Linked DNA regions of Homo sapiens: region 1 is linked to region 2. Evidence: chromatin contacts called from ENCODE Hi-C or POLR2A ChIA-PET data. All regions are on one chromosome and are shown on one strand. The core of a region is the stretch at or near the end of the contact, and the rest is flanking DNA. Distances in the headings are between cores, read along the strand shown.

Region 1 (4,047 bases), core at 977-3,476, 640 kb after region 2:
AGTGCCTGCCCATAGCTGGCACCCTGGATGGCAGCTAGCACGGCAGCTCCACAAAGCCTTCCGGGACCCCTAGACTCTCTTCTTCTGCACCAACTCCAGGACTTCATTTAGCCCCTATCATAAGCACAACTCTGCCCCTGCTTGCTAAGGCCCAGCTCTGACGCACCTTGTGTCAATGGTCAGTGTCTGGCAAAGGGCTTGTGGCAGAGAAGAGGCTCCAACATGTGGGTGGTCGGCTCCCCGAGTGCCGCCGATGCCCTGAGTGCCGTCCACCCCCCGGAGTGCCGCCCGCCTCGCTGAGTGCCGCCCATCCCCCTGAGTGCCACCCACCCCGCCGAGTGCCGCCCACCCAGCCGAGTGCCGTCCACCCCCCCGAGTGCCGCCCACCCCCCGAGTGCCGCCCACCCAGCCGAGTGCCGTCCACCCCCCCGAGTGCCGCCCACCCCCCGAGTGCCGCCCACCCCCCGAGTGCCGCCCACCCCCCCGAGTGCCGCCCACCCCCCGAGTGCCGCCCACCCCCCCGAGTGCCGCCCACCCCCCCGAGTGCCGCCCACCCCCCGAGTGCCGTCCACCCCCCGAGTGCTGTCCACCCACAACACGGTGCTGCCTCTCTTGCCAAGGCAAATTAAGACACCCTTTGGTACAGAATGAAACCGTTCTCTTTGAAGAACTGCATGTTTCCCCCAGTCATTTTTGTCCTGGGGGAGTCAAGTGTTTTTACGGACCCTTGAAGCTTGAGGACACTCTGGCATCACCCATTGTTGGGGTGACTTTCTGGTGATTATCAGTGAGCAAACTTCAAGGCCAGCTCCGATTAGGAAAATCTGCCAAGTGTGAGTTTCCTTGGAGCTAGGACTGGGCAGAGACCCCTGGTCCTTGGTCCGTAGGGAAGCTGGGGGATTTGGGGGGTAAGTAATGAGATCATGTCTGCAGAGGCCCCCAGCCTCTTGGAAGAAGATTCCGCTGTAATTTCTTGGAAAAAGCCAACTCCTTCCAGCCCTTTCTGCTCACACCATCTCAGTTTTCCTGTCTGGCTGCAGCCACCAACAGCAGCCACAGGATCTCGCCAAATTTCCATTTACTTGCTCTCTGGTCTTCTCATGCTGGCGCAGTCCTCCCCTCCGGACCACGAGAGCCAAGTGTAAATTGTGTGGTCCCAGCAATCATTCAATCCTGCAGATAGCTGTGTTAAGGGTGTCTGGGGACCTGGGGAAGGAGTGTGTTTTGTGTTTTGTTTTTATGCATTTCCTCACTCTGTCTGGATATGGGGATCTGGGGAGGGAGAGAGAAGGTAGGCTTTCTTCACAGGGGATGCTTACCTACTGGCGAGCACAGCGATCTGAGCTTTGGGGGCCTCCGTCGGCCCTCAGTGATGTGTGGTTTCCCTCATTGGCCTTCACTGGGGTTCCCCTCAGTGCACTAAGGTGGACATGGGAGAAAAAGCCCCGTGGCCCCCTAAACAAATCGACCCCAGATGCCATGGGACAGGGTTCCAATCCCGCCTCTCGTGTTGGTTTTCTTGGTGATGAACGACAAATCCCTTTTCATTTCTAGTTCTGATCCCCTCATCTTGGAGGTGCTTGTCCCTGTCTGGCATCCCACAGTTTTCTATGGGAATGTGAAGATGCTTCAGCGGGGCTGCTGCCCTAAGGAGCATCTGGGGCAGGTGGACCAGGGTGGATGCATCAGTCGTGAGGACAGTGAAGGGCCGCGGATGCGGCAGTAGAGAGGAGGGCTGGCTGGAGAAGATGGGAGAGCGGCAGTTCCCACGCAGAACAGCAGCAGGAGGGCCGGGGAAGATGAGCTGGACAGGTAAGTATGGCGGGCAAGCGGGTAAGCAGGTGAGCAAGTAAGCAGGTAGGCAGGTGAGCAAGTAAGCAGGTAGGCAGGCGGGCAGGTAGGCAGGGAAGCAGGCCCTTGAATACTGTGCTAAGGAGTTTGGGTTTTACCTTGAGGGTGAAGAGTTCTTAGCGGGATGTTGGTGGAGCCTGGCAAAACCAGAGGCACAGAGATGCTGCCAACTCATCTTGCAGAGCGCGTCTCAGACATTCCTAGCAAAGAGAAGGCCCTGGGAAATCCAGTGACTCTGAAACCTTCATGCAGAGATGTGCGTGGAGATCTCTAGAAAGGGCTGGAGCCAGAGGGATAATTTCCGAAAGCTTCACAGATGCTGTGCTTCTGAGCAAAGTCCACACTCTGCATCTGGGCAGTGCACACGCAACCATGCACCAACCACACCACTCTTTGCAAGGACCTCAGCTCCTCGCCCAAACGCCGCAGGGCAAGCCCAGGCAGGGCTCAGCATTCCACTCTGAAGGTGAAGCCATGTGCTTTAAAAGAAGGCAGAGGCTCTGTGGCTGTTTCTCTTCCCCTCGCTGGGAGGTGGGACAGGGTAGTGGTTAAGCGTGGGTTCCATCATCCAACATCTAGGTGGCAATCCCAGCTCTACTGTTTAACAGTGTGTGCCCTTATATGCATTTCTTAATTTCTCCGGGCCTCTTTCCTCATTATCAAACTCAGGATTGAGCGGATTTCTCTACTCTCTACACCTAGAAAGTAGTGGGTGTACCTCACTACATGGCTCGTCAGAAGACTACAATAAAATGTGCTGTTATCATGATCTGTTTCTCCAGCACTTTTCTTTTAAACTGTCTGGAGAGTTGAATGATAACAACAGGCCTTTTAAGAATTTTGGAGGTAGGAACTACAATGATTCCCAAGCTGCTGATGAGGAACCGAGCCTCAGAGGGTTAATAACATCCCAGGATCTCATGCCCCCAAAAAGGGCAAGGCTCGGGAGGTGGAAAGACTTCTCATCACCAAGTATCACAGGGAGAAGGTCAGCTCCAGACTGAGCCTTAAAAAGTGTGTCTTGTTCAGGAAGGAGGTTGAGAAAGTGGGTGGCCACATGCCCGGGCCCTGGAAGGCTCCCTGGACCAGGGCCTCACGGACAGACTGAGAAAGCCGCTCCTGGCCTGGGTCATGCCTGCAGGGCCCTCGCTAGCCTATGAAACCCCACGGGCCTGCACGTTTCCTCCACAAGCTGTGAGAGGCATCAGTATGTCCTCTCCGGAGTGACAAATGACACTCGACCCCGAGGCCCACGCAGGCTCGGTAATCAGTGACAGCTGCAGCAGCTGTTCTGCTGGCCAGGGGTCAAGGTCCCAGGCAGCTTCTCCTTATGGGGTATAACCTGATTGCACTGCAGCTCTGAGCTGCCCCAGGAGCCCCGTGCACAGAGCCTGAGACTATGTCAAGCCCATCTGTCAATCTGGAAGAGCCCACCTCTCAATCTATGGAAAGAGACCGGAACAGTGCAGGTGCCCACTCAGTGCTGAAATGATCAAGGAGTAAATGAGTGAGTGAGTGAAGGAATGCATGAATCCTTCCTCCTCTTCCCTCGTAAGAGACAATCTCCAAGCAGCAATTGCCCCACCCTCATGGGCTTTTCCAGAACTGTGTGAGAAGAAAGGAGCTGCTCAGTGTCAGGGACACCCCTCCAAGTCCCACAGACCACAGTAGCAGGCATCTGACTCATGCCAGACCTGTCCTCCTGCAGGGAGCACACATACCCACCTGCCCCTGTGTGGTCGGCAGCCATGCCCCTGAGCCCTAGAGGCAGCGGGGAGCAAGATCTCCAAGCCCCAGCTCCACACTGATGGCTGCTCCTGGACAAGGATGCAGGGACCTGGAAAGAAAGGACAATCCCCCACCGAAGGAAGCGGAGGGGCCGGGATTTGAGGTTACAGCATGGAAGGAAAGAGCTGAGCTTCAAAGGCCGCAGAAGAAGAACAGGCGGAGTTAACAGGAAAAACCACAGTCAGGCCCTCTGGGAGAGGCTGGGGTTGCATGGAGGGCTGAGGAGGGGGAAGAGGGGCCAGGACTGGCAAAGGCTGCCTGACAGTCTGCCCTCCAGACAGCCACTTCCTCCCCTGTGCCTGCTCCATGTGGGAAGCCCTATGGGGGCTCAACTTTCAGCCCTGCTTCGGAGTGGGGGGACTGTCTCCTCCCTTGTCGCTCCCCATTCTCACCCCCACCCCCAACAGA
Region 2 (3,863 bases), core at 232-2,731:
TACAGGGGCAGCAAAAGGTAACAGATGTCAACTATGAGATCTCATCAAGAACTAAGAAAATGGAGAAAAGTACCAGATGGCAGATGGGAGGCAGTGTGAGCATGCCTCTCCCACTTGGAGATTAGTGTGTAGAGATTTACATTGTGAATTTCTTTTCAAGAACCAATGCAGAGACTTAACAGATATATGAAAAAATTTCACATACACTCTGAAGAAGTCTCAGGCACAATCCTACTCCATGAAATAAGAAAAAACCATCACATCCCCAGATTCTGAGGGGAGAGAGTTCACTCCAGAGCATACATCCCCACTGGGGATCTGGAAATTCAGGCCACAAGAGAAGGCTTTGATCCTGTGCGGACAAGTGCCTTGAGCAGAATCCACAGGGGAGAGCTGGAAGTGCATGGCAGATATGAGCACAGAAGCTGGGTGTCCAGCCTTGTGGGCAGACCGGGAGGGATGTGGCCTGAAAGCCATGGTTATTATCTCAGCGTGTAAGCTGATGATCTGAGGCTGGTCAGAGTTCTGTGCGCAGACTGCCTGGATGTAAACCTGGCACTGTTAGCAGAGCACTGCATGAATGAAAGGAATGAAAATAGCCTTGCCAACTGCATAGGTGCTGGGTGAGGCTCACTGTGGGGGGCGCACGGCAAGCTATTCAACATTACGTACAGGCATTTGAGGTCGGGGCATGGAAAAATACTGAGGCAGTGTGTGTATGTTATTTGTGCTGAGAATGAAACTCCTTGACCTTGAAAACAGGACAGGGAGTGGTGTGTGTGCTGTGATAAGGAATGCTGAAAACGGTCTCCTGAGAATGCGGTTTGAGTGCTTTTACAAGGCCACAGGTGTCTCACGACCTGACCTCATAAAGCCATCTAGTGGATGTTTGTGGCTTAACAAGCCCCTTCAATAAGTACTTGGCGGAGGGATGCTGGGGGGACCTTCTTAGAAGAGCTGCGCCCCACCCCCCTCCCTGGACAGCCCAGCTACAATTGTCTGAGAACTCACTGCAAGCTGTAAGCGGCCCACTACTTCCCACTCCCTTTTTTGAACTCTTCTGTGCAGCAGAGGCAATTAAACTCTCCTCTGGAACATTACCCCAGCAGCCTGAGAACCACCCCTTGGCGCTCACAGGGGCTGCAGCCTGCCTTATCCAAGGACAGTTAGAGTGCAGACCCACCTAACCCTGGACCCACTGGTGGTACCCATCCACCCATCCTGGTAGCTTAACACAAAGATACACTTTTAGGAGCTTCATAGCCCCTCTTCCCCCATTGCCTGAGAAACCACTTTCCCTGGGCAACTTAGGGCAAGCTCAAATCCCACTGCTACCACCACAGCTGGTGCTCTTTTGCAAGTGCCACCTCCTAGCTGGAGACCAACCAGCACAGTCCACACAGCACCTCAAGGAAGAATAAATAGAACTGTTCCCAGGAAGGAGAAAATGCCTGCATGAGCTCAGCTGTTACCACTGCGTACCACACCCTGACCAGTCAGAGGTCTTGAGTCGGTCCGCATGACAAGTTCACCGCTCGCATAACCAGCATTCAAGAAAGCCAGCACACTAAGCCTATCTACAGCCAGGGAGTCTCAGAGTCTACGTCACTCCCCTGCCACCTCAATCAGAGCTGGTGCTGGTATCCACTGCTGGGAGACTTGTGCTGAGGTGAAGCCTGGGCTGGATGGCTGGAGGATGAAGAACTGCACGGAGGAGATGGAGGCACCCAGACAGATGCCCCATGGACATCCTGAAGCAGAGCTGCCTCACTGCCCTGCACACACATGAGAGCGCAGCCAGGAACAGAAGGACTGGGCAACATTCAGGCGGAGCCCAGGCCAATTTTCTAAACATGGAATATGAGTTAAATAAATGGCTTCGTATTAAAGCCTGTATGTTAAGAGGGTTTGCTTTATATCCCAAAGTATTAGTATAATCATGATCTCCTATGCATAAAAACAGGACAAACAACCCAATAAAAGAGTCAGAGAGTTAACAAGCGCTTCACAAAGATAAAACTCTAAGAGAATAAATATAAGAAGTATATACTATGTGAGTATATATGGAAAAGAAAGAAATTCACAATGATTTGGAGACTAAAGAACACCTAATTAAACTCCTTGTTTATGAAAATGAAGAAAAGGAGATGTCCCTGGCAGAGGGATACAAGGTAAATTGTCAACTCAATGCTGAAACCCAAATCTCTTGTTTGGGTCCCATCCTAATTCTCTCCACCCATGCTGTCTTTCCTGTGGTAAAGTGGAAAACCCTTATGATGAACACAAAGCATTTGTGCATAGAATATGCCAGGGAAAAGGAGATGGCCCAAGGGTGTCCTCAGAACCTTACAAGAAGCACATGTTTGAAGGACACTATGCAGGAGCCCTGAGGCCCACAGCCCCGCTCCTCACCTGCACGTTCTCTCTGATACGCTGCTCATTGTAGCTCTTGGCCAGGACCAAGAAAGGAGAGGAGGCTGATGGCATTCACCTGGAGAGTGCTTCTCCTGTGGGGGTGCAATCATCATGAATTGTTCCAGGAAGGCTCTCTATAGGTGCATCCACTCTGCGCTCCTGTGGGATAAGCCCCAGCTGTGTCTACAGTGGTGCACCAGCGGGGAACAAGGACTGCTTCTCCAGGACCTTTCTCAGTCACAGAAGCTGCCTGCCTGTTGGGGCAGAGGGGCAGGCTTTTCCTACTGCACCCAGCTCTGCAGTTGTTTGTCTGCTGCAAGAAATTTCCCAACAGTGGAAAGACCTGGGATTCAAGGGCTGCCATTCAGGTTTTTCTGTCCCACTGGTGTTCCCTTATGTGGTACTCTTTTCCCTACCCTCAAAATGGGACTTCGAGAGAGCTGGACTACAGTGATTGCTACTGCTCTTCTGGGCCTAGCCGCCCAGTGGGCTCCCAGACTCCAGGCTGGTGCTGGATTTGTTTGCAAAGGATCCAGTGATGTGACCTGTCGTCAAGTCTCCCAGCAGTGGACACCAGCACCAGCTCTGATTGAGGTAGCGGGGAGCAACGTAGACTCGGAGATGCCTTGGATGTAGGTAGGCTCAGTGTGCTGGCTTTCTTGAACACTGGTTATGTGAGCGGTGAACTTGTCATGCGGACCGACTCAAGACCTCTGATTGGCCAGGATGTGATACGCAGTGGTAATAGCTGAGCTCATGCAGGCATTTTCTCCTTCCTGGGAACAGTTCTATGTATTCCTTGAGGTGCTGTGTGGACTGTGCTGGTTGGTCTCCAGCTAGGAGGTGGCACTTGCAAAAGAGCACCAGCTGTGGTGGTAGCAGTGGGATTTGAGCTTGCCCTAAGTTGCCCAGGGAAAGTGGTTTCTCAGGCAATGGGGAAAGGGGGGGTATGAAGCTCCTAAAAGTGTATCTTTGTGTTAAGCTACCAGGATGGGTGGATGGGTACCACCAGTGGGTCTAGGGTTAGGTGGGTCTGCACTCTAACTGTCCTTGGATGAGGCAGGCTGCAGCCCCTGTGAGGGCTAAGGGGTGGTTCTCAGGCTGCTGGGGTAATGTTCCAGAGGAGAGTTTAACTGCCTCTGCTGCACAGAAGAGTTCACAAAGGGAGTGGGAAGTAATGGGTGGCAGCGAGCTTCACCCAGCACGCATGGAGTTGGCAAGGCAGTTTTCATTCCTTTCATTCCTGTAATGCTCTGCTAACAGTGCCAGGTTTACATCCAAGCAATCTGTGCACAGAACTCAGACAAGCTCCAGGTCATCAGCTTTCCCACAGAGAGAATAACCATGGCTTTCAGGCCACGTCCTTCCTGGTCTGCCCACAAGGCTGGACACCCAGCTTCTGCGCTCATGTCTGCAATGCACTTCCAGCTCTCCCCTGTGGGTTCTGC

Evidence for each region. A loop is a pair of places that touch in the nucleus more often than their neighbours do. ChIA-PET counts read pairs that join two places held with the same protein, here RNA polymerase II (POLR2A). Pooled maps may share reads with other maps.
Region 1: a loop to region 2 is called in a map of PC-9, with 2.8 times the contacts of the local background. The contact joins the promoter of LINC02677 here to the enhancer-like site in region 2. A Hi-C loop is called at or near these places in 1 of 168 maps with a recorded cell type or tissue (PC-9), 1 of 37 single-sample maps with no recorded cell type and 1 of 50 pooled maps. POLR2A ChIA-PET finds 5 or more read pairs at or near these places in 2 of 52 experiments (K562 and PC-9).

The regions. Positions count from the first base shown.
Region 1 is chr10:5,615,982-5,620,028 of GRCh38, forward strand. It overlaps LINC02677 (long intergenic non-protein coding RNA 2677), which reads right to left and starts at 2,227. Exons shown (of 2, transcript NR_184032.1): 1 at 1,950-2,227; 2 at 637-1,419.
Region 2 is chr10:4,981,395-4,985,257 of GRCh38, forward strand. AKR1C1 (aldo-keto reductase family 1 member C1) reads left to right here. Exons shown (of 9, transcript NM_001353.6): 9 at 1-1,889. Among named protein-coding and RNA genes, the nearest start is that of AKR1C1, 20 kb to the left of the region's middle. Within about 2 kb of position 1,482, at least 11 of the 41 ENCODE cell types and tissues checked have a DNase peak (open chromatin) inside an H3K27ac peak, as active enhancers do; they include PC-9, where a contact is called at or near this core.